Linked DNA regions of Homo sapiens: regions 1 and 2 are each linked to region 3. A link is an interaction called in ENCODE POLR2A ChIA-PET data of the cell type or tissue named here. Cell type or tissue: OCI-LY7. All regions are shown on one strand. Each heading gives the region's core, and the rest is flanking DNA. Links, peaks and the distances in the headings are about the cores only.

Region 1 (7,498 bases), core at 822-5,821, 52 kb before region 3:
TGGCCATGGCTTTATTTCTAAAAGCCAAACTTTGGAAACAATGCCAATGTCTATCAATAGACTAAAGAGATAAATTGAGATTTTTCATACTGTGAGATATTGCCCCACAATAAAAAGGAGCAAACTATTAATGCATACAACAACGTAGATGAATCTCAACAATATTATGTTAAATGAGAAGCACCAGACACAAAAGAGTACACACAATGAACGACTCCACTTATGTGAAGTCTAGCAACAGGAAAAACTCATCTATGGAAATAGAAATCAGAATAGTCATTGCCTGTGAGAATGTAGAGGGAGGGTGGGCCACAGGAAAGGAGCATGGGAAAATTTTTTGGGTGATGGCAATTTTCACATTTTGATTAAACAATTAAGTTTAATCAAATTATACACTTAAGGTCTGTGCATTTTACCATATGTAATTATGCTTTGAATAAAAATAAATTAAAATAAAGGGATGAAATGAGTTGCTTCTTCCAGTATTATGCTTTGGCACTGGAAGTATTTAAGCTAGACTAATGCTTATCAGAGATATTGTGGACGGTTCAAATTGGGAGTTCTGATTAAGTAATAAAAAACAAGCCCTCAGATTTTAAGACTTCGGTGTGATACTTGATATGTAATGCTGAACTAATCATGTATTTCGGAATAGGCAAAACCTGCGTTCATCTTCTATTTTGGAGAACTCCACGTAGATATGGAAACTTATGTTACCGAAAACTTTCTTGAATCTGTTTATTTTTCTTTTCTGAAATTCTTCCCCTATTTACCATTACCTCTAACTACTTGCCTCCTGAAACGCAAACCTTTAGCCACTCTATGTTCCTGTATCTTAGAACATGTGGTGTTTGCACATTTCCTTTGTTAAACATCCTCCCTACTCCCACTTCCCATCAACTTCTGCCCTTCCTTGAAACTACACAGAAGTCAACTGCACCAGTAAGACTCCCCTATAAGCCCTGTGGCCCACAGTTTTAGTCTATTTTTGAGTCTAGATTACCTGTAGTATAGCAATTATCCCAGGCTAAATGATGCCAAGGTCCCTTCCCGCTCAAAGAGTCTGGCTCTTTGAACAGGGGAATCTGGGCTTGAAGAATGAAGAGAAACAACCAAGCCATCAGCAGTAGCATCTTCATCAGGTTCTGCATGAGGTAGACTGAATGACAGAATATGACCTGGGTCATTTCTGTGAAAACTATATTACTTAGAATTAAGTCAGAAGTTTCAATCCCAGCTGATTAATAAGAGAACCAGTTGAGATTGCCAAACTTGTTCAGACTTGGAGACTTGCCATTTTGGAGCTAGATGAGAAAGAATTCAACTCAGTGGTTGCATAAGAATGGGTCTGTGCAGATGACATGGAACATGGTGGGTTGAAAGAAAATGGGTGAATAAAACCCTAGGCTAAGTGCTGAAGCTAATATTTACTGATCACTCTCATGGAGTCAGATCCTATGCTAAACACTTTGTCCATTCATCTTATTTAATCCTCACTGTGACTCTCTGTACAGAGGCTAAGTAGTGTGCCCAAGGTTTCACAGCTAGTAAGTACTAGAACTGGGTCTCATTTCCAGGTCTATTTGACTGCAAAGTCCATATTCTTGCTCACTAGGCTCTAGTAAGTCCCAGAAAGGAATTGCCAAAATCATTTAGCCCTGTTTCTTGGTTCCAGGTACCTCAGCCACCCCAAACTGGCTAACTCCTTTCCCATTATTTTTAGGATTACTGGGAAGAGAGGTCTGCAGCATTCCTCAGTAACCTGTCTCAGTGCCTCTAATATCTGCAGCAAGAACATTCTTCTTTGTGTTTCATCTGAGTCCTCCCTACTTTTGTTTTATCATTCATAGGTGAGATAAGGCTCCGTTTATACTTATAATTTCAGTGAAAGCAGGAGGCTGCAGAAACCACTGCCGTAAGAACTTTAAATATTCTAGTGCATCTTCTGTTTGTCTGAGAGTTGTCAGGTTCCTCTAGCAGTGCAGTCTGGAGCCATATGAGGGGAGATTAATGAGGGGACATGGGGGGTCAAGAAGCAAATATTCATTAAAGAGATCAGGAAATGGGTTTGTCCTCATTAAGGCATAATCACAGCAGACCATAGAGCATAGTGGAATATGAAGCTGTGGTTTAGCCAAGGAAAATGCAAGGAACAAATCTTATAGACATGGGAAACAGGAGCAGGAAACCTTAGCACTGTTAGGCTGAAGTTGTGTAACAGTCTTCTCCCCGTGGTCATTTTGACTAAATCAACTAAAACCATGTCTAATATATTTAGCACCTATGAGGAACTCATTTCTCCTCCCTCTCCTCTTCTTCTTGTGTGCATGTGACTGGCTTACTGGACAACCTTTATTTCAAAAGCAGTGTTGTGAGAACCCAGAATATGGCTCTTGCTCAAGAGCCTCTCCTCAATCCTGAGTTGTAGCCCAAGACATCACAGATCACTGAGCTGGGGTGTGGGAGGTCCTCAAGCTCTTGTCTTAATGCTGGTAGAGGGCAGAGCTCAGATATGAACACAGGCAGTTGAGCTCCAGAGCCTGTGCCCTTAATCACTTCATTGTTCCTCAGTTGATTTGTGATCGTGATATCCCTAATCCCCTGACAAAAGAGAAGTACCCTTGGAGATCTAGCCAGTGGTTTACAACCACTTGAAAATTTCAAGCAGCAGAACTAGATTTATTACAATTAAAACCTGACATGGAACCTCAATGTATGAAACAGACAAAAGCAGATGTATGGTACTGAGGCTGTGGGGGGCCCAGGGTTTCTAAAGCCCTGCTTGCTTAACTCTGCCAATCCCTAGGGTTCTGCAGAACACACAGTGAGAACTACATCACTCTGTTAGCAACCAAGTAAATTGAAAATTGACATGTAATAGTAAAGTGACATGTTTTTTCTTTTTATCTCTTTGCATTTCTTTCAACCAGATAAGAGAAATGAGACTCAGGACAAGTAGACAGAGCAAAGGGAAAGGGACAGAGCAAAGGGAAAGAGCCAGTGCACAGGGCGTTATCAGAGAGCAGAGCTGAGCAAGGCACTGCAGTGGGGCATCATGGTCAAGGTGAGCCGTATGAGATCACCTGCAAGTACAGGAAAAAGGGACAGGCCATTTGTGCCTAACACCAGCCCCAAGAACTTTTGAAGGAAAGGTAAAGACAGGAAACTGTGAACTGGGCCAACATGTGAACAGCTTTCTGCCCTCTAGCATCCCTTCTTTTTGTCTATGCAACAATCACATGTACTTTGCACAAGCCCAGAAATGGGAACCCGGTTTTCTGTCCTTTGCTTATGTTTGTAACCTTTCCAAGCCTACCTCAGGAAGGATGTCTATTGAGCAGGTGGGTTTGTGAAATTTCCAACAGGAGGAAGCCGTTTGCTACAACAACAGCTCAGAGGGTTCTTCTGCACTCCGCACTTCAGCAGTTGTGCCAGCTGGGTAAGGAAGAACACAAAGGGAACCAAAGCTGTGGGCTGGTGCATTTGAGTCAGAGGCCTCTTTAAATGTAATTGATGGAGAGAGAGATTGAGAGAGGATTATAATAGTCAGGCTGCCCAACTACTTACGTAACCACACTTAGTGAAGACTCCCCAGATCCAGGAGCTGGATTTTAATTTGCCATGCTCAGAAATTCCATTTTACCAAAGCACATGCCCTGATTTGGGCCATTATCAGTTTCCTGGATATTGTCCATTTTCCTTTAAGCCAGTCTTCATCCTTTCTTGCCCTGCCCTGTGCTTCAGGAGACTGGCACTTGGCTTCCAGTTGGCTTTGGCCAATTGGAGGCACTGCGAGGAGATCATAGTGTGGCCAAGAAAGGAGGGCAGGGTAGTTATTCCCCTACTTTCCTGCCTTCCAGGTAGTTATGGGTTAGCTATGTCCCTTTACTGAAGGCCTGCCGCTGTGGGGCCGTTTTCTTCCATCCAGCTGTTCTCTCTGGGTGTCAGTAACTGCCCCTTCCTCTGGTCCCTTCAGGCTCGGGTTGGTAAGAGTTTCCCCCACTCTTAGCCCAGAATACTGCATTATCTCATGTAAGTTTTGCACACTTTATAAATCATAGCTTTTTAAAATTCATGTTAAAATATCCAATTGCATATGCCATCTCAGAACACTTCTGCTATTCAGTCAACATCTGTCAAACTGACAGTATGGAAACGAAGATCAGAATAACTGCCCCCCAAGACTGTGATTTTATCCCATAACTTTATTAGTTTAGATTATTGCAAATAGTTTTTGTTTGTTTGTTTGTTTGTTTTGTTTTTTTATTATTTTTTTTTTTTTGAGTCGGAGTCTCACTCTGTCGTCCAGGCTGGAGTGCAGTGGTGCAATCTTAGCTCACTGCAACTTCCACCTCCTTGGTTCAAGCAATTCTCCCACCTCAGCCTCTCAAGTAGCTGGGACTACAGGCACACACCACCATGCTGGCTGATTTTTGTATTCTTAGTAGAGACGGGATTTTATCATGTTGGCCAGGCTGGTCTCAAACTCCTGAGGTCAAGTGATCTGCTCGCCTCAGCCTCCCAAAGGACTGGGATTACACATGTGAGCCACCACACCTGGCCACAAAGAGAACTTTCCAAAGCTCTTAAATTTGACCTATGTACTATGCTGCCAATTTGAACAAGCTCCCTGCAGATGAACGGTAGTGCCTGGGTAATAACCTTGTTAAATATGTATAGGTGTTAGATAAGCTTACTTTTTCACTCAATTGTGTAAGAACGTAAAACTAAAACTGTATAAAAACAGTAAATTATTAAAAGTGACTAAATATTAATAGGCTATAGTACAGTAATTCAGTGCACAGGCTTTAAGATGAGACAGATAGGGATTCACATCCATTAACCGTGGCCTTTGGAAAGTTACTTCACCTCTCCAGTCTTGGGTTTCTCATCCATAAAATCATCATGATAATTGAGTGCCCACTTCTTAACAGGTGTTGTGAAGATTAAATGAGATTCATAAAGTATGAGTACTGTGGGCATTTGAAAAATACTAGCTATTGTTGTTGCTATTAATTTTAATTTGCAATTCTGTAATGACATGATATTGAGCATCTTTTCACATTCTTATTTGTGCACTGTATATCTTCTTTGGTGAGGCATCTGCTCAGATCTTTTGTCCATTTTGTATTTGGGTTGTTCATTTTCTTATTGTTGCATTTTAAATGTTCTTTTTATTTTTATATGGCAGTTCTTTATCAGATATGTCATTTATAAAAATTTGCTTCCAGTATGTGGCTTGTCTTCCCATTCTCTTGATACCACTGCTATTAGTAAGTTAAAATAATGATATACTTTAAATTATCTCAGAGAGTTGTCATGTGGATTATATGGGTTTATATATATATTTAAATGGAGTTTTGCTCTTGTTGCCCAGGCTGGAGTGCAATGGTGTGATTTTAGCTCACTGCAACCTCTGCCTCCTGGTTTCAAGCGATTCTCCTGCCTCAGCTTCCTGAGTAGCTGGGATTATAGACTCTCGCCACCACGCCGGCTAATTTTTTTTTGTATTTTTAGTAGAGATGGAGTTTCACCATGTTGGCCAGGCTGGTCTCAAACTCCTGACCTCAGGTGATCCACCCGCCTCGGCCTCCCAAAGTGCTGGGCTCACAGGTGAGAGCCACTGCGCCCGGCCTATATAGGTTAATGTTTTTAAAGTACTTAGAACAGTACCTGGCACATAGTTACCAGCTATATGAATGTTAACTAATATACAGATAATAGTTAAGTGTGAATACCTAGAAATAATTTTATTCCTTTCCCCCTATCTTTTAATTATTCTCAGTCACTTTTCAAACTACCTTTGGATTTCTTAAATAGAAATAGACCCTTCTAAATTCTTCCTGAATTTTTTCTTGGAGTCAAAAACCTTCCTAAGCACATGTAAGGTTGTTTTAAGTTCTGATTTTTTCTTTAAGAGATGGGGTCTTGCTTTGCTGCCCAGACTGGAGTACAGTGTGATGATCATAGCTCACTGTAGCCTCCAACTCCTGGGCTAAAGTGAGCCTCCTGCCTCTGCCTCCAGAGTAGCTGGAACTACAGGCACCTGCCCCTACATTCACTGAATTTTTAAATTTTTTGTGGAGATGGGGTCTCACTATGTTGCCAAGGCTGGCCTCAAACTCCTGGCCTCAAGCAATCCTCCTGCCTCAGCCTCCCAAAGTGTTGGGATTACAGGTGTGAACCACCGCATCCAGCCCTGATTTTTAAGCATTGGTCAGCTTGCTGTCAAAAGCTATCTCGAGCAAGTTTTCTTGACTGTTTCAATCCTCACACTCCCAAATGAGATCTTAGATATATTTTTAATATAGTGATACAGCAACTGAAACTTTGCTTACTAATCCATCCTCTCACCTTTACCCTACACCAGCAACATAAGGCAGGGAAACAAGTGGTTAGGAAGAAGTGTCTAGGTCCGGAGCTGTTTATTATCTGGCAATTTAGAGATGAATATCCACTAGAGAGACAACTCAGAAAGGAAAAATGCTTTCTTCACGAAATGAGTCAAGATTAGTGCTCTCAAAGTGTCAAATTTATGATAACAGAGGAATATGAATTTCTTATTTAGACCAGATAAATGTTTTTATGACAATTAGTCCTTGAATTCATGACCTGTGTTTGGTTACAGAGAGTAAGGCACCCATGGCCCGGAGTGACATGCTGCTCTCCTTATACTTCCTTCCCTTATCCTCAGGACTTAAGCTTAAACTGCCTCCTTTCCTGTGGGAGCCAATGGACCCTAACACCAGAACTCTCCCCTTCTGGCTGCAGAGCAGCAGTACTGAGTACATGAGTCAAGCCACTGATACCCCATGGAGCTTGAGAATGTGAAACTTACCATATACAAGAAAAAACTTAGGGAGACTGAAATTTGACTATTTCTCCAAGGAAGGTGGTAGATTCCAAGAGAAAGGGGGATTGGATGGGGAAGCAGAAGGAGAAGAGGTTAAAAGGAGAATAAAAATGAGAGAGAAGATAGGAAGAAAGGAATGTCTATGAGGGATGCCCTCCGAAAGCATAAGCAGTAAGATCCAGCCCTTTGTAAAAGGTACAAAGGAGAAAATTATCTAAAAGAGGCACAACCCTTTATCTCTACCTGTGTCTGCTTCCCTCTATATTAGCCACTAGTCTTTTAGATGTAAGGGGTAGAGACTAAAACCAGCTGAAGTGATAAATGAAATGTATTGACTTATATAACCAAGAGGTCTAGAGGTGATCTAACTTCAGGCCTGGCTGAGTCTAGGATTTCAAATTATAAGGACTATTAATTTTTTGTCACCTCTTAGTTCTATAGGTACCTGGGTCCATTGGCTTCACTCAGATTTTGTCCATATGACCCAAAGATGATCACCAATTGTCCCTGGCTTATACTATCCTTAAAGAGAAAAGAGAGAACCTTCTCTCCCCACCACATCATTCAGTCCATATCAGTCCCTGAAGAGGATTCTGCTGAGGTCACATGCCCCAGTGTTCTATATCCAGGAGGATGGGGTATTCT
Region 2 (7,498 bases), core at 822-5,821, 150 kb before region 3:
TGAATAACAACATAGTAGTAAAGCTGGGTCTAAAAAAAATAGAAAAAAAATTCTATTTTGCTTTTATCTTTATCAAGGAAAATAATCTTCAAATTGGACAAGAAAAACCATTTAAGTTAAAGGAAAATCAGTACAAAATAAATTCTAAGGAACTGAAAGACTTAAAGATAGGATGATTATAGCATCCTTTTCAATAATCTCTAGGAGAATTATGAAGAACAAAGATCTCAAAAACTAGAATAGGGAAAATACTTTTATTTCCTTAATGAAGAAAAGGTGGTTTCAAGAATGGATTATGAAACAGTTTATTTGAGAGCACTCAGACGAAAAGGAGGTCAAGGCTAAGAACCCAAATGGTTTCACACACAAGTCACAACAGACTAACTCCATTTCCTTTCCTCGTGGTAATTCTTGATTTGAAAAACAGGACAATGACACAGAACATTCTTTTTTTCATGAAGATCTTTGTGGACCACGCAGTCAGATAAAATTCACTGATGGTAAAATAAGCACATCCCAAGAGTGCTGACGTATGGTTTGATCTCAACCCAAGATAAGACTTCTAGTTCTCACAGAGCTCAACACATCTGTCAATGATCTGGATAGGGATCTGGAAGGCGAATCTGCCAAATTTGCAAAGGGTAAAAGGCTAATTGTATAAATAATATAATAAATGCCGGGGCCAGGCACAGAGGCTCACGCCTGTAATCCCAGCACTTTGGGAGGCTGAGGCGGGCGGGTCACAAGGTCAAGAAATCGAGACCAGCCTGACCAACAAGGTGAAACCCCGCCTCTACTAAAAATATAAAAATTAGCTGGGCGTGGTGGTGCATGCCTGTAATCCCAGCTACTCGGGAGGCTGAGGCAGGAGAATCGCTTGAACCTGGGAGGCGGAGGTTGCAGTGAGCCAAGATGGCACCACTGTGCTCCAGCCTAAGCGACAGAGTGAGACTCTGTCTCAAAAAAATAAATAAATGCCAAAAATACAATTCAAACCAAAAAAAAATAAGCAAAAATAAAAATAAAGCTCCACATGTAGTTTCAAAAACCTGTTTGCTCAAATACAGGACGGGGAACATCCGTCCTGTTGATTGATTGATTGTATAATAAGATCCATAAGAAAGAAGGATCTCAGGTATTTTAGTTAAAGTGAACTCAGCCTACTGATACCAGTTAAAAGATTGATAAATCTCAAAATCATTATGCTGAGTAAAAGAAGCCAAATACAAAACATACAAACATGAAATTCTGGAATAGGCAGCTACAGTGATAAACATACCAGTGGTTGCCTGTAATTGGGGCAGGGGTTTGGGGGTGGAGAGCACTGACTGGAAAGGGGCACGTGAGTATTTTCTGGACTGATGGAAATACTCTACATCTTGACATGCACCCTTCAGAACTGATTAAATGGTGTAGTCAATATCTGAGCATCCTGTGGTATGCAAATGATACCTCCTCTCAAAAAAAAAAAAATAGGAGCCACCAGTTTGAGATGGCTGTTAAAAATGGAAACACTGTCAGAGGTTTTTATTAATAGATACAGAGTGTTCAGAATCATGAAGACAAAATCTCAACATCTTCTGCATGTTTCAGGCTATTGGGGCCAGATCCAGGTACCACATTTTAAGGCACTGACATCGTGAGGCAGACCTAAGGGAGAACCTAGAAGATAGAGATTGAGGATCTATAGAATATGAGGAAAGGAACCGAGGATATTCATCATGAAATGGCAGACACTCAGGAGAACATGACAGGGTCCTTAAATACTTGAAAGGCTTTCATGCAAAAGGAAGTATCTACTGTGCATCTCCAGGGAGCAGAACAAAGTCCACGAATAGAAGCTGGAGGGAGGAGAATCTGGGCTCTCCCTTACCAGAGAACTTTAATTCACAAATGAATTAGTGAACAAATGAACAGCAAACTGTCCCAAAGTAAAATGGAAGCACCTTTTGATATGGCAAATTCCCCATTAATAGAAATGTTCAAGTATAGAACAAAAGATTGTCTATCACAGATGGCACGGAGAAAATTCTTGCAAAGGGTGGCGGAAGGCTGCACCAGATATTGTAATATGTCCAGATTCCTGCTGGACATCGCCCCTTGGACCCACAACAGAGGCTTCAATTCAACCTGTCCATGTCTGCATTTAATATACAGCCCTGCAAGCCTACTCCTTTACCTCTGCCTTTCTATGAGCGGTATAATCACTTCTCCCATCATCCCAGGTGAATCAGAAACCATGCCCTGCAGACTTAGTCCTCAAACACACCCCAGCATCAGCTCTCACCTCCAGTCTCTCTCCACTGAATCCATCCTCTCCATTCTGCCAGATCCATCATTCTATAATGCAAGTCTAGCCATGTCATTCCCCTACTAAAATCCTTCAAAGGGACCCTATCACCTCAAAGCAAACTTTAATCTCTTTAGTAAGGCACAGGTGAGGTCCCCCAGGACCTGGCCTCTACATAGATACCTTCCTCCAGCCTCGTTTCTCACTACTTCCCACCTGGAAATTTGCATTCTATTAATACTCAAGAGCCGTGCACATTCCCCACTGATCATGCTTTGGCCCTTGCTCAAGGTCTCTCTAGACCTGGAAAAGCATTCCGACCTTGCTTTGTATCCTTTTAGGTTCAGCTGGGGTTTCCTCTCTCAGAAGTCCTCCTTTGTCCCCCAGATAGCATCACCTGGCCCTCATTCTGGCTCCCACCGCACCCAGCGCTCTCCATAATCTTATACCTCACTGTATTTCAGTGACTTGATTTTGCGAGTGTTTTCTACTGGATTGCCGTTCATCAGGAATAAGACCTCTTACTTTTCTGCCCCTGGCACCTCGAATCTTTCCTAGCACACAGAAAGGGCATTATTCATAAACGCTTGTTGAAGGAAGTTAAAGAAACTGCACTGCAACTCCGTTTCTCGGTTTCTTAACAGTTAAAAGGTGATAAAGACCAAGCTTGGTGGCTGACACCTGTAATCCCAACACTTAGGAAGGCAGGTGGATCACTTTGAACTCAGGAGTTCAAATGAGAACAACCTGGGCAACATGGCGAAACCTGTCTCTACCAAAAAAAAAAAAAGATATAAAAATTAGCCAGGCATGGTGGCTCCTGCCCGTGGTCCCAGCTACTGGGAGGCTGAGATGGGAGGACCGCTTGAGTCTGGGAAGAGGAGGTTGCAGTGAGCCGAGATCGCACCACTGAACTCCAGAAAAAAAAAAAAAAAAAAACACAGTGATAAGAACACCTGCTTCTCTATACCTCAAGGGGCAGAAAAACCACAGGGGTTAGGATAAAGTAGGGGTGGCTCTCCCGACAACTGTACCATTGAGAGGCGCTGCAAGCAAGTGAAGACATTAACCACTGCCTCCCACATTCTGGAACTGTGGGGCTGCTTCCAGAGCCCAGGTCCAGAAAAGACAGCTGCTCTGCTGCGTGGAGTCTTTTCAGGGGCTTTTCAGGATTTCCAGAGAGAAGCCCCTATGAAATTGGATGTCTTAGAAAAAAAAGATGCTTTGGGGCAAGTTCAAAATATTATTACTGACTACGAAAAATATCATCATGCTGACAAGCAAACCGCAGCGAAGAAACAGAAATTGATCTTCTCTTCCGTGATCAAGCTGACAAACGTGTTTGAATCTTCTTCGGTCAGGGTGCAAAAATGCAACAGCCCCTTCTCTGACGAAAAAGCCACTGCTCCTATGCCTCCCGTGAGCAGGTTCACAGGAGCAGCGGGCTGAATGAACGAATAAGTGGATCCCCAGTGCAGGTTCTTATTTACCCATTTCAGACATGTAGACACAAGAGCAAAACAAAGTGTTCCACTTCTTGCTCTCAATTTCAATTAACAATAACAAAGGTAACAGTCTCAGAGGAGACTCAAGGCAGAAGCTGAAACAAATAACAGTCAACTCCTAGATATCTGTGCTAATCAGGGAGAGAAAGACATGCATAACTTAAAAGAACATCGACCAAAAAAAAAAAAAACCCTAATGTTTACTTTGAGCAATGCTTCAATTGCTGTCCCCACTACAACCTATTTGAGTTACTAATGCTACTTTACTTGGCTTCCCTCCCTAAAGATGAGTAAAATCAGAGCAGAAAGCCCTCTTTCAAACAACCCCCTCCTCCCAGCCTCTCTCTCTGCATCTGGCTCAGAAACATCACAGAGCCACAGTGGGCACAGGCAGCTCCCGATCAGTGCCCCACTTGCCTTTGCATCCTTGGTATCCAGCACAGCATCCGCTTCATTGTAGATGTTCGACAGTTGTCTGTGTAATGGACCTGAAATGATTCCTAACAGAAATATGCTCAAGTTCCAGTGTGGGCATTAACTCCTGACTAATCTCTTATTCCCTCATGTGAAAACTAAGGAAAGTAGATTAGGTCATCTCTGGTGTCTCTTGGGTACTACCGGGTTGCACACATCCAGGGAGCCTCCACTCACATCTGTGCTCTAGGGGTTGTCATTGACATGGAGCACAGTGGCAGTGGTCCCCTTGGAGCTGTGCAATTGGCACACTAGCTCGGTCTCCTCTAGTTTTATAAATCAGTTAAAAAAAAAAAAACCATAAGCAATCTTGGATGATTAAGTATGCATGACCTATTTCAATCAAATATTTGCTAAGTGCCTGGTAACCTACATCGAGCAGAAATATTTACCTACAAAGACCTTACTAACGAGTTGCAGAATTCAGGCGCATCATGTAAAGGTAACTAACATAAGGAGTCAGAATATGATCAATGCCAAATGAATGGGACAGCCTATACATGCTACGAGTCATAAAGGAAAAGAGATCTCTGTGACTGGGGAGGCCAAACTTAGAAGGGGCCTGAGGCCCTAGCCCAGCAACAGATATCCAGTCTTGTCAGAAGCCACCTGTCCTTGTGCATGGGTGTCACAGTAAATCACCATTGTAGTCTGAGAATATCAACTAACTTGAATATTATTTCTTGCTTTTCAGAGCAGCAGGGGAAGAAGCAAAATACCTCTGTGAACAACACACTGAGTAAATGCCAGGTGGCTACACAGATTTAGGCCAAGCTCAGGTTGTTATGTGGGACACATGCACCTGTCAATAGGAGGCTTGTATGTATTTTCGTATTTTCAAATGCTTTATTTGAACTATTCAAACAGACACCTCCAAATGAAACCTATACAAATAGAGGAATGCTACAGTGACCATAATCCCCCAAAGTCTACAACCCCCAAGTCATTTCAAAATGTCTGGGGAAGGCTTTATGATTTTCTGGCAGCAAGTTTATTTTCCTGATCATGTTTTGCTCCAGCTCGTGCAGAATGACGCTGCGTTCCCTGAGCACATATGCACCGACAGATGGTGTAAGAGGACTAGAATCACACTAACTCCTTCAGAGGAGCCAGTTTGGAATGCAAATTTAATTTTCAGAGAAGTTAAACAAGGCAAATCGAGAACTGACTCTGAAATCTGAAAGCCATACAAAGAATGAAATGTATTCCTAGGAAGCCAAACTATGTCCCCTACGTGCGTATTACACACATAGCAGTATACCAAACACTACAATTGTTTCGTCGCCCACCTTTCAACTACAGGGTGGCAGGCATCCTATTCATCTACAGATACACAGCATCTGGCACAATCGGTGCTTGGTGAACATGTGAAATGAAAATTAAATTAATGGGTATATAAATGATAGCACAAATGTGGGAAGTACTGTGCTCTGTGATGGTCGTTGTCTGAGCAAACACCAATCTGAATATGAATACAGAGTGTTGCACACAAACAGGACCTCTTCGGAGTATCACCTCTAAAGAAATAGCTAACCAGTGCTACACAGAACAGAGAACAGCCAGGTGGAATGCCAAACACCAGTACTTTGCTTCTCTCTCCTTCTCTGAGGCCAGGCTGCTCAGCACATGTCAAATTAACCACAGGGAAAAAAAAACAGCTGCTAAGATCTCTTTTTCCAAACCACCCACCTCTCACTTACTGCTGGCCCCGTTTCTAAAAGGAGCAAAGAAAAAGAAAGCTTTGTCCTTGCAATAAACAAGAGAGTTACAGAAGCCCTCTCCAGATCCTTCACCAATCCATCTAATGGGTTCAGCTCAAAAACAGGGAGAAGTGTGGTCCAGCATGAACTTGACCTAACATGAACCATTCAGAAACGAGCCAAAGGTAATCAGAGGACTGGTTCTGATAAAATCAGAACATAAGGGTGTAGAGGTTACAAACTCTTGACAGTTTTGCTTTTCAGAACAATATATTGCAAAGAATGTAGGACGCAATCGAAAAACCCAAGTGCTAATCCTGTCTCTGTCACTAACAAAGGGAATGACCCTGGGCAAGTTACTTTGCCTTGCTGAGCCTGTTTTCTCATCTGTGAAATGATGCAGTTAACCCTAAACACCCCTTCCAGCTCCATGAGACCCCCCACCAACCTAACGCACCAAAAGTCAATGGCTATCAAGTTGTATGCATTCTGTAATTGTTACTGATGTATTATTATTATTATTATTGCTATTTATTATTAGTCTTTCTATGTAATAAAGACACAAAGCAAAGAAGGACAAATTAAAGAGCCTCCACTTAATTATTTGGCCATTATTATTAATTGCCCTCTTGCTCACAATCTCCCTTTGTGATAGAAAGGACAGGTTCTTATATTCCCATTTGGGAGATAAAGAGTTTAAATCGGGGTGGGCACAGTGGCTCACACCTGTAATCCAAGCATTTTGGGAGGCCGAAGCAGGTGGATCACCTGAGGTCAGGGGTTCGAGACTAGCCTGATCAACATGGTAAAACCGTGTCTCTACTAAAATTACAAAAATTAGCCGGACGTGGTGGCAGGTGCCTGTAATCCCAGACTCAGGAGGCTGAGGCAGGAGAATCGCTTCAACCCAGGAGGTGGAGGTTGCAGTGAGCTGAGATCGCACCATTGTATTCCTGCCTGGGGGAGAGAGCAAGACTCCATCTCAAAAAAAAAAAAAAAAGTTTAACTCATATCCAGAGATCACAAATTGTGCTGTCAACAACATAGTGCTATAGAGAGATAATCCAATTATAATCACAGACGTAAATTTCTGGGAGAAAGTTTGATGTTAAAAGGCCTCATCAGAGACACTTACTTTAGCTCGTTGGTTTCCATGCCCTGGGCAATGGCCGTGATGATTCCGCCGTGGTCTCCCCATGTGTAGTAGTGAGGTCCAGGAAGTGCCTGAAGAGGAAAAATCCATGGTGACACCACTGCTGTGGAGGTAATTGTGCAGAAACCATGTACACATGCCCACAGGCATGCACACACGTGCACATAGACATAACAGCAATGACAACCACTTGAAAACAATTTTTCCGTTTACAGAAGACATTGACATCCATTATCTCATCTGTTCCACACAATCCTAGGGACAGGTGGAGCAAGTTCTAGTATCTCAATTTTTTTCCCAAATGAAGAAACACGGGCTTAATATTAAAATGGTAGACTGTGAACAGCAGAGGTAGGACTCAAATCCAAATCTATGA
Region 3 (7,498 bases), core at 1,032-6,031:
TCCTTCTTTTAAGAAACAGAAGCAAAGTCAGAGTGATCTTCTCGCACCTGCTGGTTTTTGTTTTTGTTTTGTTTTTTAAGATGGAGTCTCGCTCTGTGGCCAGGCTGGAGTGCAGTGGCGCGATCTCAGCTCACTGCAACCTCCGCCTCCTGGGTTGAAGTGATTCTCCTGCCTCAGCCTCCCCAGTAGCTAGGACTACAGGCACACGCCACCATGCCCGCCTAATTTTTGTATTTTTAGTAGAGACGTGGGTCTCACCATGTTGGCCAGGATGGTCTCAATCTCTTAACCTCATGATCACCCGCCTCGGCCTCCCAAAGTGCTGGGATTACGGGCATGAGCCACTGCGCCCAGCCGAACCTGCTGTTTTTAATGTCCCTTTAATTCAACATAGTCAGTATGTCAGAGAAACATATTACAGACAGTGAGAAGGCAACAGTATAGTACTAGAGGTGGGAAGGAAAGAAGCTAAGACAGCCATAGAGTTCCGTACCTGTCATCTACTGCCACAGTAATGCTACATAAAAAATGGTCATGAAATCCAGTGGCTTCAAACAATAAGCTTTTATTTAACTCATGAATGTATAGGTCAGCTGGGCAGTTCTGATCCCAGATAGACTCCCTTGTGTCTTTGTGCTCAGTTTGCAGGTCAGCTTCAGGGTAGCTTTGCAAATCTTAGCTGGGCTCTCTCACATGTCCAGGACCCCAGCCTGGGTCCATGTAGTCTCTCATCCCAACAGACTAGTCCAGGTTTTGACTCATGGCCAAGGCAGATTTCAAGAAAGGGAGTAAAGTTTCCATGACCCTTTAATGCCTAGGCTTGGACAGGCACATCTTACACCATTACTTTTGCTTCATTGCATTGGCCCAGCAATCCAAAAGGCCAGCCCAAGTCAAGAGGCAGCGAAGTAGACTCTACCTCCTGATAAGAAGAGCTACGAGCTGAATTGTAACAACAAGGTTACAAGGATGGGAATAATCAGGGCCATTTTTGCAATCAACTGCCATAGTTTTACATTGATTTAGACTCTGTGCAAATGCCAGGGCACTGTTGCAATGGGTCTTAACTTTAATGCTGTCAACTTCAGGAGGCTGCTGGGCTGCAAACCCGGGCCACTGTTCATTATTTGCACATCAGTCACCCAAAGCAAATGTTCTTTTCTAGACTGTCTTCTTAGCTGCTTCCTCCTACTGTCCAGCTGGTGTGTGTTCATTTAATTCAGACTTGGTCTAAAATTAGGGTGAGCAAAACATGATTAGAGAGGCAAATCTGTTGGAAAAAAAAGTAAAACCAAACTAAAACTAAATTTAAATACTTTTAAGTTAGCTCCATTCATATTACCTCTGTTCCCAAAATCAATGTAGACACTTGAGTTGTTCATGTGTACGTGTATTTTTAATTTAATATTTTGAATACGTAATACATTAACTAAAGTTTAAATGATTGCATGTGAATCTTCCTTCATATCCTCTGCCCTAGTCACTTAGTTCTCCTCAGAGGCAAATAATGTTATTTTTATGGGTATTTCAGAAATGCACATATAATTAGATATAAACAAATACATACATATGTTCTCTCTTTGATTCTGTTTTGCTTTTATTTTTTCAATTAACATCTTATCCATAAAGATCTTTCCAAATCAAGGCATAAATACTTTCTCATTCTTTTGTAGGTCTGCATACTTTTCCATTGTATAGATGTATCATAACTCATTTCATCAGTACCCTATTGATAGCTATTTAATTTGTTTCCATTCTTTTGCTATAGTATAATTAAATCTAGAGAGGAGAGGGCTTGTAACACAGTGATGAATTCCAAAATTTGGCCTTATAAGTGGATTGATGACAATGACTGCTCTATTGTCTCCTGATTGGAGTCTTTGTCTTAGTTTGTCATCTTGTGATATGAAAAACAAACAGAAAATTCCATGAAGACCTTGGTTTTGGCATGTGCCCTGCATTTTTGGAACTTTATGTTCTAAAAGACTTCTAGAGGAAGCCATATGGGATAGTGGAGAGATGGGAAGGAAGCAGAATGATATGATTAAAAATATAATCAGCTGGCCAGGTGCAGTGGCTCATGCCTGTAATCCCAGTACATTGGGAGGCCAAGGCGGGAGGATTGCTTGAGGCCAGGAGTTCAAAACCAGCAACACAGCGAGATCTCATCTCCACAACTTTTTTTTGAGTTAGCTGGGCATGGTGGTGTGCACCTGTAGTCCTAGCTATTCAGGAGGCTGAAGCTGAAGGATCGCTTGAGCCCATGATTTAGAGGCTGATTTTATATTATATAAAATAAGCTATGTTGCATTTTCAAAGGGCTGTTGAGAACTGTTCAGGGGAAATGCAGTTTGTCAGGTGTCTCTTCACACTTAGGGCTCTGCCATGTCAGCCAGCTGTGCGTTGCTGCTGTGGTGCTTTCTGTTCCAGGGAGTGAAATGGAGCTGTGCAGAACGGGCATCCTGAAAAAACTGTGATGCGGCCATGATAACTGGATTCTTAGGGATCCTAGAAAAACTCAGAATAGCCTAAATCAGGGGTCCTCAACCCCCGGCCACTGACCAGTACCCATCCGTGGCCTGTTGGGAACCGGGCCACACAGCAGGAGTTGCGCTGTGGGCCAGCAAGCATTACAGCCCGAGCTCCGCCTCCTGTCAGATTCTCATAGGAGTGCAAACCCTATTGTGAACTGAGCATGCGGGATCTTGTGCACTCCTTATGAGATTCTAATGCCTGCTGATCTAAGACGGAACGGTTTAATCTCAAAATCATCCCCTCCCGCCTCCCCCACCCCATATCCGTGGAAAAATTGTCTTCCGCAAAACCGGGTCCCTGGTACCAAAATAAAATGGTGAACGCTGGCCTAAATGACACAGTCACCACCTAAGATGCTAGGAGGCCACTGGTATCTTCATTTATCCAGCACCACAGTGTACACCAATTGTTTCCAAATGCTAGCTCGTGTACCTGCTGCCTCAAAATCACCCCAGATCTTTTGTAGAGCCCCAACTTATCAGACTCATGGAATCAGCCTCTCTGGAATCTAAAATAAGCTCGCTAGGTGACTCGGAAGCATCGTCAGGACTGGGAACTCTACCAAGGCAACAGTGCAGATAAACATGACTGCATTTAGAAACCAGGAAGCTCAGACCTTACAGGCTCTATATATGGAAGACACCAAATGTTCTGAGCTCTACCAGCCTGATGCTCAAGCATGGAAAGGACTTAGCATTCTCTCTGGCTTCAAAAGGTTCAAATGTGAGGCTGTGTCTCCTCCCAGCTTCTTGTTAGTCAGGTTTCTGACTGGAGCCCTGGATGAGACTCTGAAACAGTGATGTGTGAAGGATGTGGTAGGACAGTGCTGACTGAAGGACCAGCCTAAATCTCCTTCTCTGGCCTTATAATAACAGACGCAAGCCCTTTTGGGGAGCAATGAATGGTAGGGAGGAGGTTAAATTAGACACTGGGATTGGTTCAACTGGCTAGAAAACTGGTGTGAAGATGGGTACTAGGTCTAAGGCTGGGCCATGGTGCTCCTATGGGGTGGCCCTGCCCAAGGAAGAGCAGCTGCTTTCTCAAGGAATTTGTGCAGACTTAGGCCATTGGGTAGTAGTGGGAGAAAGGAGGTATGCAGATTCAGGGGGAATTGCCTGGTCTTAAAGCTCAGAATCAATTTTAGGATCTCTGCTTTCTCTGGGAGAAACTAGTTCTCCTCACTTGATCAAAGTGAGCTGAGGCTCAGGTAGGCCTGCGTCCAGACTGTAAATGGAGATGTTGGCCCTGGAGGTGGATCATCAGGGGTAGCCACCTTCTCCTAGACCTAACCTGCCCCTTCATAGAGGGAAGAGAAATTTTCCTACTTCTATGTAAATGCACTGAAGGTTTAATTTCCAAGCTCCAACTGGGATTCTAGAGAAGCAGGTGATAACACTTTGCTATTTTGGGATGTAGCTGTGCAAATAAATCTCCTTTTAAAAGTTAAAAGCAGTTTCTCAAAGTCCTAATAGTGCTCTGCATATAGTTGGTTGTCAATAAATGTATGGCAAATTAATGACAATAGGTCAATTCTCACCCTGAAAGTAAGTGATATCTAGATATAAAAATATAGCCTCTCCTATGATGCGGGGCATGCTAATGTCAAGTATTTTCTAGTGTCCTGAATCAACACTAAACTATCTGCCCACAACGACTTGCAGTAATTCTTTGTGCTTTGAAAGCATGCCACTTCTGTGGAGGAATTGGGGACTTATTCAAAGTGAAGTAACTCAGGAATGGAAAACCAAACATCGTATGTTCTCACTCATATATGGGAGCTAACCTATGAGGACACAAAGGCATAAGAATGATACATTGGACTTTGAGGGCTCAGGGGAAAGGGTCGGGGGGTGATGAGGGATAAAAGACTACACGTGGTGTACAGTGTACACTGCTTGGGTGAAGGTGCGCCAAAATCTCAGAAAGAATTTATTCATGTAACCAAACACCACCTGTTCCCCAAAAACCTATTGAAATAAAAAATTTAAAAAATAAACAGGTGCAGTGGCTCATGCCTGTAATCCCAGCACGTTGGGAGGCCAAGGCGGGACAATTGCTTGAGGCCAGGAGTTTAAGACCAGCAACACAGTGAGATCTCATCTCTACAATATATTGCCTGAGCCCAAGAGGTCAAGGCTGCAGCGAGCCATGGTCATGCCACTGCACTCCAGCCTGGGCACAGAGCAAAATCTCTCTCTGTCCCCTCCTCCACCTCTTACTCCCTCCCCAGCCCTTCAAAGCTCCCTTCCCTAGAGCAGGTACTACATCCTTCTCTCTCCCTATGTGAGGGATCTCTCTTCCCTCCAGGCTACCTTTGTCTTTTCTCATTTCTCCGGCTCTTCCACATCTCCTAAAATCCTGTTCCCATTCGTTCCCAACTCAATAAGACAAGAGCTTGTGAGTCTGCTCAGGCCTCTGCTTGGGAACCTTGGTTCACTTGGCCCCAGACTACAGGGACTGTGGGAAACAGTGGCTTCCTGTTGCATGGGGTTTAACCATATATCATATATATGATGTGTATGTGTGTGTATGGAATACTACTCAGCCATCTTGATTTCATTGTTGACCCAACTATCATTCAGGAGCAAGTTATTTAATTTCCATGTATTTGCATGGTTTTGAGGATTCCTGTTGGAGTTGATTTCCAATTTTATTCTACTATGGTCTGAGAGAGTACTTGATATAATTGCAATTTTCTTAAATTTACTGAGACTTGTTTTGTGGTCTATTATATGGTCTATCATGGAGAATGTTCCATGTGCTGATGAATAGAATGTATATTCTGGGCCAGGCGTGGTGGCTCACACCTGTAATCCCAGCACTTTGGAGTCTGAGGCAGTTGGATCACCTGAAGTCAGGAGTTCGAGACCAGCCTGACCAACAAGGTGAAACCCCATCTCTACTAAAAATATAGACATTAGCTTGGCGTGGTGGCAGGCACCTGTAGTCCCAGCTACTCGGGAGGCTGAGACAGGAGAATTTCTTGAACCCAGGAGGCAGAGGTTGCAGTGAGACAAGATTGAACCACTGCACTCCAGCCTGGGTGACGGAGTGAGACTCCATCTCAAAAAAAAAAAAAAAAAAAAAAAAAAGAATGTGTATTCTGCAGTTTTTTGGGTAGAATGTTCTGTAAATACCTACCCATTTGTTGTAGGGTATAATTTAGTCCACTGTTTCTTTGTTGACTTTCTGTCTTGATGACCTGTCTAGTGCTGTCAGTGGAATATTAAAGTCCTGCACTATTATTGTGTTGCCGTCTGTCTCATTTCTTAGGTCTAGCAATAATTATCTTATACATTTGGGAGTTCCAGTGTTAGATGCACATATATTTAGAATTGTGATATTTTCCTGTTGGACTAGTCCTTTTATCATTATATAATGTCCCTCTTTGTCTTTTTTAACTGCTATTGCTTTCAAGTTTGTTTTGTCTGATATAAGAATGGCTACTCCTGCTCACTTTTGGTGTCCATTTGCATGGAATATCTTTTTCCACCTCTTTACCCTAAATTTATGTGAGTCCTTACATGTTAGGTCAGTCTCCTGAAGACAGCAGAAACTTGGTTGGTGAATTCTTATCCATTCTGTCATTTTGTATCTTTTAAGGGAGCATTTAGGCCGTTTACATTCAATGTTAGTATTGAGATGTAATACTATTCATTGTGCTATTTGTTGCCTGAATACCTTGGATTTTTAAAAATTATGTTATTGTTATATAGGTCCTGTGAGATTTATGCATTAATTAGGTTCTATTTTGGTATGTTCCAAGGATTTGTTTCCAGATTAAGTGCTCCGTTTAGCAGTTCTTGTAATGCTGGCTTGGTAGTGGCAAATTCTCTCAGCATTTGTTTATCTGGAAAATACTTTATCTTTCCTTCATTTATGAAGCTTAGTTTCACTGGATACAAAATTCTTGGCTGATAATTGTTCTGTTTAAGGAGGCTAAAAATAGGACCCAAATCCCTTCTAGCTTGTAGGATTTCTGCTAAGAAATCTGCTGTTAATCTGATGGGTTTTCCTTTATAGGTTACCTGATGCCTTTGCCTCACAGCTCTTAAGATTCTTTTCTTTGTCTTGACTTTAGATAACCTGCTGACTATGTGCCTAGACAATAATCTTTTTGCAACGAGTTTCCCAGGTGCTCTTTGAGCTTCTTTTATTTGGATGTCTAGATCTTTAGCAAGGGCAGAGAAGTTTTCCTAAATTATTCCCTCAAATATGTTTTCCAAACTTTTAGATTTCTGTTCTTCCTCTGTAACACCAATCATTCTTAGGTTTGTACATTTAACATAGTCCCAAACTTCTTGGAGGCTTTGTTCATTTTTTAAAAATTTTCTTCTTTGTCTTTGATGGATTGGGTTAACTTGAAAGCTTTGTCTTTGAACTCTGAAGTTCTTTCTTCTGCTTGTTTGATTCTATTGCTGAGACTTTGCAGTGCATTTTGCATTTCTCTAAGTGTGTCCTGGATTTCCGGAAGTTGGGATTATTTTTTATTTATGCTGTCTATTTCACTGAAGACTTTTCCTTTCATAGCCTGTATCATGTTTTCGATTTATTTAAGTTGGACTTCACCTTTCTCTGGTGCCTCCTTGATTAGCTTCATAATTGACCTTCTGAATTCTTTTTCCGGCAATTCAGAGATTTTGTCTTAGATCCATTGCTGGTGAGTTGGTGTGATCTTCTGGGGGTGTTAAAGAACCTTGTTTTGTCATATTACCAGAATTGTTTCTCTGGTTCCTTCTCATTTGGGTAGACTGTGTCAGGGGGAAAATCTGGGATTCAAAGGCTGCTGTTCAGATTTTTGTGTCTCACAGGGTGCTCCCTTGATGTGGTGTTCTCTCCCTTCCCCTATGAACAAGGCTTCCTGAGAGCTGAACTGTAGTGATTGTTTTTGTTGTTCTGGGTCTAGCCACCCAGCAGAGCTAGCTACTGGGCTCTGGGCTGGTACTGGGGAGTGTCTGCAAAG

The links. Peaks named below come from ENCODE experiments on the same cell type or tissue, not always from the same donor. Only the 100,000 strongest peaks of a DNase experiment are listed, where the experiment ranks them.
Region 1: POLR2A ChIA-PET joins it to region 3 with 5 read pairs; 7 of 35 experiments call an interaction of 5 or more read pairs at or near these places.
Region 2: POLR2A ChIA-PET joins it to region 3 with 5 read pairs; 2 of 35 experiments call an interaction of 5 or more read pairs at or near these places.

What each region holds. Positions count from the first base shown.
Region 1 is chr11:121,431,253-121,438,750 of GRCh38, reverse strand. It overlaps SORL1-AS1 (SORL1 antisense RNA 1), which reads left to right. Exons shown (of 3, transcript NR_183636.1): 3 at 1-593. Among named protein-coding and RNA genes, the nearest start is that of SORL1, 17 kb to the left of the region's middle. In OCI-LY7, for the core only: no CTCF peak of the experiment used is centred there; a DNase peak (open chromatin) is centred at 3,430; H3K4me3 peaks cover 1,157 bases; H3K27ac peaks cover 5,000 bases.
Region 2 is chr11:121,532,159-121,539,656 of GRCh38, reverse strand. It overlaps SORL1 (sortilin related receptor 1), which reads right to left. Exons shown (of 48, transcript NM_003105.6): 12 at 7,105-7,193. Among named protein-coding and RNA genes, the nearest start is that of SORL1-AS1, 83 kb to the right of the region's middle. In OCI-LY7, for the core only: CTCF peaks have their summits at 3,308, 5,115 and 5,323; DNase peaks (open chromatin) are centred at 1,476, 3,296, 4,966 and 5,336; H3K4me3 peaks cover 2,901 bases; H3K27ac peaks cover 4,847 bases.
Region 3 is chr11:121,379,548-121,387,045 of GRCh38, reverse strand. No RefSeq gene overlaps it. Among named protein-coding and RNA genes, the nearest start is that of SORL1, 69 kb to the left of the region's middle. In OCI-LY7, for the core only: a CTCF peak has its summit at 1,186 (motif pointing left); a DNase peak (open chromatin) is centred at 1,175; H3K4me3 peaks cover 530 bases; H3K27ac peaks cover 2,662 bases.